Linked DNA regions of Homo sapiens: region 2 is linked to region 1. The links are chromatin contacts, found by Hi-C or POLR2A ChIA-PET in ENCODE. All regions are on one chromosome and are shown on one strand. Each heading gives the region's core, a stretch centred on a gene start or an enhancer-like site at or near the end of the contact. The rest is flanking DNA. Distances are from core to core; before and after follow the strand shown.

Evidence for each region. A loop is a pair of places that touch in the nucleus more often than their neighbours do. ChIA-PET counts read pairs that join two places held with the same protein, here RNA polymerase II (POLR2A). Pooled maps may share reads with other maps.
Region 2: a loop to region 1 is called in a pooled map, with 2.0 times the contacts of the local background. The contact joins two enhancer-like sites. A Hi-C loop is called at or near these places in 1 of 50 pooled maps. POLR2A ChIA-PET finds 5 or more read pairs at or near these places in 3 of 52 experiments (Caco-2, Panc1 and activated CD4-positive, alpha-beta T cell).

What each region holds. Positions count from the first base shown.
Region 1 is chr7:50,331,842-50,335,798 of GRCh38, reverse strand. All of the region lies in intron 3 of IKZF1 (IKAROS family zinc finger 1), which reads right to left. Among named protein-coding and RNA genes, the nearest start is that of IKZF1, 29 kb to the right of the region's middle. Within about 2 kb of position 2,323, at least 7 of the 41 ENCODE cell types and tissues checked have a DNase peak (open chromatin) inside an H3K27ac peak, as active enhancers do.
Region 2 is chr7:50,119,683-50,123,639 of GRCh38, reverse strand. All of the region lies in intron 2 of SPMIP7 (sperm microtubule inner protein 7), which reads right to left. Among named protein-coding and RNA genes, the nearest start is that of SPMIP7, 26 kb to the right of the region's middle. Within about 2 kb of position 2,204, at least 2 of the 41 ENCODE cell types and tissues checked have a DNase peak (open chromatin) inside an H3K27ac peak, as active enhancers do.

The sequences.
Region 1 (3,957 bases), core at 1,074-3,573:
CACATGCATGTGCACACATACACCACAGACACACCACACATCCCATACACACATACACACCACACATCCCATAAACATATACACAGCACACATCCCATAAACATATACACACCACATACCACGCTTCCCATACACACATACACACCATACATCCCATACACACCACACATCCCATACACATATAACACACATACACACTACACATCCCATACACATACAACACACATACACACCACACACCACACATCCCATACACACATACACACTATGCACCACACACCACACATCCCATACACACATACACACCACACATACACACTACACATCCCATACACACATACACACCACACACACACCACACATCCCATACACACATACACACCACACATACACACCACACATCCCATACACACATACACACCACACACCACACATCCCACACACACATACACAACACACCTCCCATACACACATACACACCACATACCACACATCCCATACACATACACAACACATATACACACCACACATCTCACACACAACACATATACACACCACACATCTCACACACATACACACCATACATCCCATATACATATCCACACCACACACCACACATCCCATACACATCATATATCCCATACACATACACATCACACATACATACCACACATCCCATAAACATATACACACCACACACCATATATCCCATACACACCACACATCCCATGCACACATGCACACCACACACACTACACATACACACCACACATCCAATACACACATATACACCACACTCCACATATCCTGCACACATATACATATTACTTGCACACACACCACACATACACACCATATATCCTATACACATATATACACCATACACCACACATCCCATACACACACACACACCACACATTACACATCCCATACACACACATACCCCACACATACACACCACATATCCCAAACACACATATCCACCACACATCATGCATCCCACACACATATACACATCACATGAACACACCATACATACACACCGCATATCCCATGCACATATACACACTGCACACCACACATCCCATACACATATACAGACCACACACACACTACACATCTCACACACATATACACACTACATATGCACACCACACATCCCATACACATATACACAGCACACACATACACTACACATCCCATTCATATACACACACCACACACATACACACCCCATATACATATACACAGCATACACATATACACTACACATACACACACACACCACACACATACATGCACACACAAACATATGACACACACAACATACAACTACATGCATAAACATACCACATGTACATAGATACAAACACACACATGCCACACACATACATATACATACATCACACACCACATATACCCCCCACATATATACAGACACCTGCACACACACAACACATGTACCACATGCACATATACACAAACACACACACATCAATTTCAGTTTTCCAAGGAAAGTTATTAAACTTCTGCTGCCTGATCTCACCGGTCTATTCCAAAACCTAGTACAAGATGTTATCTGATATAGCACAAAAGTCACTTACTTTAATCTAAAATCAAAACTGTCATGAAGTTCTGTGGAAGACATCATGATCCCTAAACATTTTGAACTATTTGACAAATTAGCAGACATAAAAATCCTACCCAAAACGAATCTGGAAGACTGTAAATTAAAATTTACTTTGAAATGCGAAGCAATGAACCTGTTACATGATGGCCTCTCTTATCAAACATGGAAAAGCTTAGAGGTGGGCAGATCATTTTGTAATACTATATTTCATGTTTGGGAAATTTGAAAAAGGGGAGGCTTTCCAACCGGGATCATCTGGGTTTGGATATGTTCATGCTGACAATACCTGCTGTCTTCACGAGGCATTCCAAGATAGTGGTAGTAAATTGCAAGATGAATAACATAGAATTTTCAAAATTTGCTCCATGGACCACTGAACAATAATTCAACTATGAAGGGGGAAAGGAACTAAAAAAGCAAGGTGAACAAGAATCCAAATAATATGCTTTCAGTTATTCCTCAAAGAAGAAAGAAAAGAAAACTTGAAAACCAGTACTCCAGCCACTTGAAGTTCGGCAAACAGTTCTCGGCTTGAGACTTCTCTCACATTTGAACATGCTTGAGTTCAGCTGCAGCTAATGCTCAGATGCTGCTAGATAATATTTCTCCCCAGCTAAAATGGGGTTTATCGGTTCAGAAGAGATGCATTTCGCAGATAAAAACAACTTCCTCTAGCTGCTGATTAGATAAGCAGGCTCCGCATCCGTGCTCAAAAGCCTGCTGCCCAATCTCCAGAGCGGCTGCTTTCTTTCCATGGTGAAAGCTGTCCCCAGCACCGCTCCTTCCCTCCCAGAGTGTAGAGGACTGTTACCACCATTTGTCTACCCACCCCCCTCCCCCGACTACCGTGCTGGTCTTCTGCCTGAAACTGTAAAATGAAGGGGAGATTTGGCACCAGAATAGCCAATTTAAAATATGGTAATCCTCTTACAATTCCCACTGCAGTCTTAGAACTCATGGCTGAGTAAAGAAATTTTTACTTCAATTGAATGAATAAAAAAGATTTATGCTTTTACACACTCAATCATTTGTTCTGGAGTCCAGAGGGAAAATACCTAGATTTCTTTTCTACTTTTTTTTTTTTCAATTAGGCTAGGGTAAATCAAATTCTGTTCAAACTATTCAACATGAAGGACCTAAGTTGTGCTGATTCAGTTTCTATCTCTCAGTGCTGCCAGGGAGCCTAGAGCCTATGCCTCTGAACACCACACTGTGAGATGCAAGCTGAAATAAACCACTCATGAAACCATGGCGATCCCCTCCCAACTTCAGGAGTTGGCTGCTCCAGTGCACAGAGCCAGAGAAGCACATTCTGGAATGTACCAGGGCATATAGAAATATACCTTATCTCCCTATATTCAAACTCATGTGTCCTCCCGCCTGAATAACTACTGCCTGAGGTTGTCCCGATTATCAAGCCAGGTAGCAAGTCATTTAGTAAGCCCTGTCCCAGGCCCATATGGGCCTCAATCCTTTGGCCTTCCACGGATTCAACCAACCCATCTCCACTTACATCAATCATGGTCCCAGTTCAGTCCTACAGCATTCCTGTGCCTCTGCCCTGGGTTTTTTCTTCAATTCTACTCTAAGCCCTAAATTTGCTTGTCCTCTTTCTCAGGGGTGGCCATCCCGTTTTCTAGCCTGCAATCTTTCTTCTCTGTCCTCTGGTCTTTTGCTCCTCTGTTCCACCCACCCAAACGCCTCCCCTGCTGCCTGATTTCATGGGGGAGGAATGCCCTTACTCACACCTCCAGACCTGTGGGCTTGTCAATAGAATCCTAGTGGCTGAGGACTCTTGGTTAATTTAGGACACGGAAATGTGTACAAGAGAGAAGTCAGTAACTGGCAAAAATGTATGTATAAAGGAGGAGGAAAAAAATGCAAGGATTACTGAATACGGGAAGAAAATAACTAAGTTTTTACTTTTCTCACACAAAACACTTATCTGCTCTCCAGACCCCAACCCTGACATAATTCCTAAACAAAAAACTTTTAAGAGCCCCTGCTCAAGAGTTTTCAGAACAAGTCTCAATTCATTTTTTTACTTCTCTAGCATGTGTGCCATGGCTGACTGAGTAAATCTGGGGTTGCCTGAAGAGGTCACTGAGTGCATCCTCGGCTTTAAACAGTTTCATACACAACCACTTCAGAGAGGTGAGAGTTCTCTAGTTTTTAAAAAGACCACTTCAGAAGAACAAGCTACAGTCTCACTAAATAGACCATTCTGATGACTAAACTCTCCTTGCCAAAAGGAGAGTAAAGACCACATCTCTCCTTTAAGTCTAACTTAAATTCTTCAAGCAACACTTTAAATCCTTTGTTTCATT
Region 2 (3,957 bases), core at 955-3,454, 210 kb after region 1:
ATACCACTTCACATAACGTGTACAAACATTTCAAGCTTTTTATTTATTTATTTATTTATTTATTTATTTATTATTATACTTTAAGTTTTAGGGTACATGTGCACAATGTGCATGTTAGTTACATATGTATACATGTGACATGCTGGTGCGCTGCAACCACTAACTCGTCATCTAGCATTAGGTATATCTCCTAATGCTATCCCTCCCCCCTTCCCCCACCCCACAACAGTCCCCAGAGTGTGATGTACCCCTTCCTGTGTCCATGTGTTCTCATTGTTCAATTCCCACCTATGAGTGAGAATATGCGGTGTTTGGTTTTTTGTTCTTGCGATAGTTTACTGAGAATGATGATTTCCAATTTCATCCATGTCCCTACAAAGGACATGAACTCATCATTTTTTATGGCTGCATAGTATTCCATGGTGTATATGTGCCACATTTTCTTAATCCAGTCTATCATTGTTGGACATTTGGGTTGGTTCCAAGTCTTTGCTATTGTGAATAGTGCCGCAATAAACATACGTGTGCATGTGTCTTTATAGCAGCATGATTTATAGCCCTTTAGGTATATACCCAGTAATGGGATGGCTGGGTCAAATGGTATTTCTGGTTCTAGATCCCTGAGGAATGGCCACACTGACTTCCACAATGGTTGAACTAGTTTACAGTCCCACCAACAGTGTAAAAGTGTTCCTATTTCTCCACATCCTCTCCAGCACCTGTTGTTTCCTGACTTTTTAATGATTGCCATTCTAACTAGTGTGAAATGGTATCTCATTGTGGTTTTGATTTGCATTTGTCTGATGGCCAGTGATGATGAGCATTTTTTCATGTGTTTTTTGGCTGCATAAATGTCTTCTTTTGAGAAGTGTCTGTTCATGTCCTTTGCCCACTTTTTGATGGGGCTGTTTGTTTTTTTCTTGTAAATTTGTTTGAGTTCATTGTAGATTCTGGATATTAGCCCTTTGTCAGATGAGTAGGTTGCAAAAATTTTCTCCCATTTTGTAGGTTGCCTGTTCACTCTGATGGTAGTTTCTTTTGCTGTGCAGAAGCTCTTTAGTTTAATTAGATCCCATTTGTCAATTTTGGCTTTTGTTGCCATTGCTTTTAGTGTTTTAGACATGAAGTCCTTGCCCATGCCTATGTCCTGAATGGTAATGCCTAGGTTTTCTTCTAGGGTTTTTATGGTTTTAGGTCTAACGTTTAAGTCTTTAATCCATCTTGAATTGATTTTTGTATAAGGTGTAAGGAAGGGATCCAGTTTCAGCTTTCTACATATGGCTAGCCAGTTTTCCCAGCACCATTTATTAAATAGGGAATCCTTTCCCCATTGCTTGTTTTTCTCAGGTTTGTCAAAGATCAGATAGTTGTAGATATGCGGCGTTATTTCTGAGGGCTCTTATATTAGTTTATCACATGCTTTCATCTCTTACTCTACAGTTGTCATACATACATTCAGAGGACAATGTTATACTTTTATTTAAAACAATCATATGAACCTTAAAAGGAAAAAAGTAATATTTTATTAGGCAGGATTTCTTTTAATGTACACTTGTTGGCAATAAATTTCCCTCATTTCCTTTACTTGAATTTTTTAAATCATTTTAATATATTCATATTTAACCTCCAAATATATCCATGTTCAAATCCCTGGAACCTGTGAATGTTACTATTAAAAAGAAAAGCCAGGTGTGGTGGCTCATGCCTGTAATCCCAGCACTTTGGGAGGTCGAGGCCGGAGGATCATCTGAGGTCAGGAGTTCAAGGCCAGCCTGGTCAACATGGTGAAACTCCATCTCTACAAGAAAAAAAACAAAAATTAGCTGGGCATGATGGCAAGTGCCTGTAATCCTAGCTACTCAGGAGGCTGAGGCAGGAGAATTGCTTGAACCTGGGAGGCGGAGGTTGCAGTGAGCTGAGATCATGCCATTGCACTCCAGCCTGGGTGACACAGTGAGACGCCATCTCAAAAAAAGAAAAGAAAAAAAAAAGAACCTTTAATTAAATTGAACAGTGTTTAACTGGGCAGAAAAAAAAGATTCGTGAAAAAGGTAGCACTCAACACAAAAGCAGTTCAGAGAGTTCCACTACAAAATGTGGGCAGGGAATATTTATAGCCAGAAAACAGAAGTGACATACAAAAATAGTCTACATGGTTACAGTTCTGTGTTTGCCTTAGTTTAACATCTTTTGCTGGTTTGCAGCCTGTGATTGGCTGAAAGCTTGGCTGCTATGATTGGCTGCAACACAGCTGCATGTTCTAAGAATTTACTCACAAGTTGTTAGGTTGCAGTTGGTTCACCTATAATTTAGATTACAGTTTATTACATACGTAGGTTAGTTTCAGGCCAAATGTAATTTAATTTAACAATTATTCTCTTTTGCTCAGCCACTCAATTTTAAGAGATTGACCAAAACCTTGGCACTGATACTCCTTTCTGTCACCTTCATAATGGACTTGTTTGATCTCTATATAAATTCACAATTCATTATATGAAATTAGTTGGATGATTATGCTTTCCTCGTGTTTTTTTACTCTAACTGTAATGAGATCTTTTGATGTACAAAGGATGGCTACGTATGAGCATTTATAATTCTTAAGGGATATAACACAGGAGGGAGGCCACTATAATGGCTATTGGGAGGATAATATAAAGAAAGTGAAGTACACTATGCAACAGGAATCTCTGCGAACCAAACTCATCAGAACAAACAATTCAAAATTCAGGCAATAAAGACAATTCATCAGTATTTAAGTCTTAGTGGTCATAGTCTGTGTTTGGGGTGGAGTGGCAATTAAGAACCATAGTGTGCTGTAAAATGGTCTGATTTAAAGAGATATCTATTTTTGTAGTTAGCCTGGTAATATCAATCATAGTAATCTGTACATGATTAAATGAAACACAGAGATGAGAAAAATCTTAGACTAGCCAGCCTTGCCATCCACCATTTAGGACGCCTGCAAACCAGCTGTTAGCTACTCCCATAATCACGTCATGTGTTTCTTTCCCCTGAGAAATGTCCCTGGTGCATTCGGTGGCAGTGTTTACAGGAATTGCAGTGTTGGCTACCTTTTAAATTAAGCTTTCTGTAGTAGTAAAACCAGCGTGAAGGTAAGTGCAGCATTCAGTTCTGTTTAGCACCATGGGCAAGACCCCAACATAAGCCAAGAAGAGATCTAACACCGTACAGTGTTCCATTAAGTGTTTTTGCTGAACATGACCTTTTTTTATCCCCCTTCAGGAGAGTGGCTTCTTCCCATTTAAACCCTGGAAAATATAATTGGCTACAAATTTCAAGATTTTTTCCCAATTTATGGATTACCTTCAAGTTCCATACAACTGGCACCATCTACCAACAAGAGTGAGCATCCAGGAACCTCGTTAGAAACTTTTCTCAGTGGAAATTAACTTATCTTCATTCCACTTTAAGGTTAGTATGAATTTTGGTTATTGATCACTTTGGCCTTTGATTATGGAAGGTATTATGGAAACTTTCAGAGAAAGCTATTTGGAAGACAGGAGTGAGCCAGGCCCATTAGCAAGATATGAACCAGCAAGCAGAACACAGTAAACAAATTCTCCTCAGACCCAATGTGTCTGCAGGCCCCCAGGAGCTGGAAAAGAGGGCCACCTGGTGGCATGTGAGCAGAGGCCAGTTACACTTTTTCACCCATAGGCCTACATAGCGCGTGAGCCAGGTTCAGCGAGTAATTTATTTTCTGTGTGTGGTCCCTTTATAGCATGCTGGAAGGATGCATAACAGTATTCAGTGGAACGAGACCTTACTGGATTTAGTCCAGCGACATCATACAAGCAATTACTTGTACCCTCATAAGTGATCCCCAAATCTTGAGTATTCAATGCTCGGAAGCACAACATACCTTTTGTAGGCATCACTTTGATAGGTTTTTTATATTTAGTAGCCATTCTGTTATTAACTGGAAAGGTCAGAGTA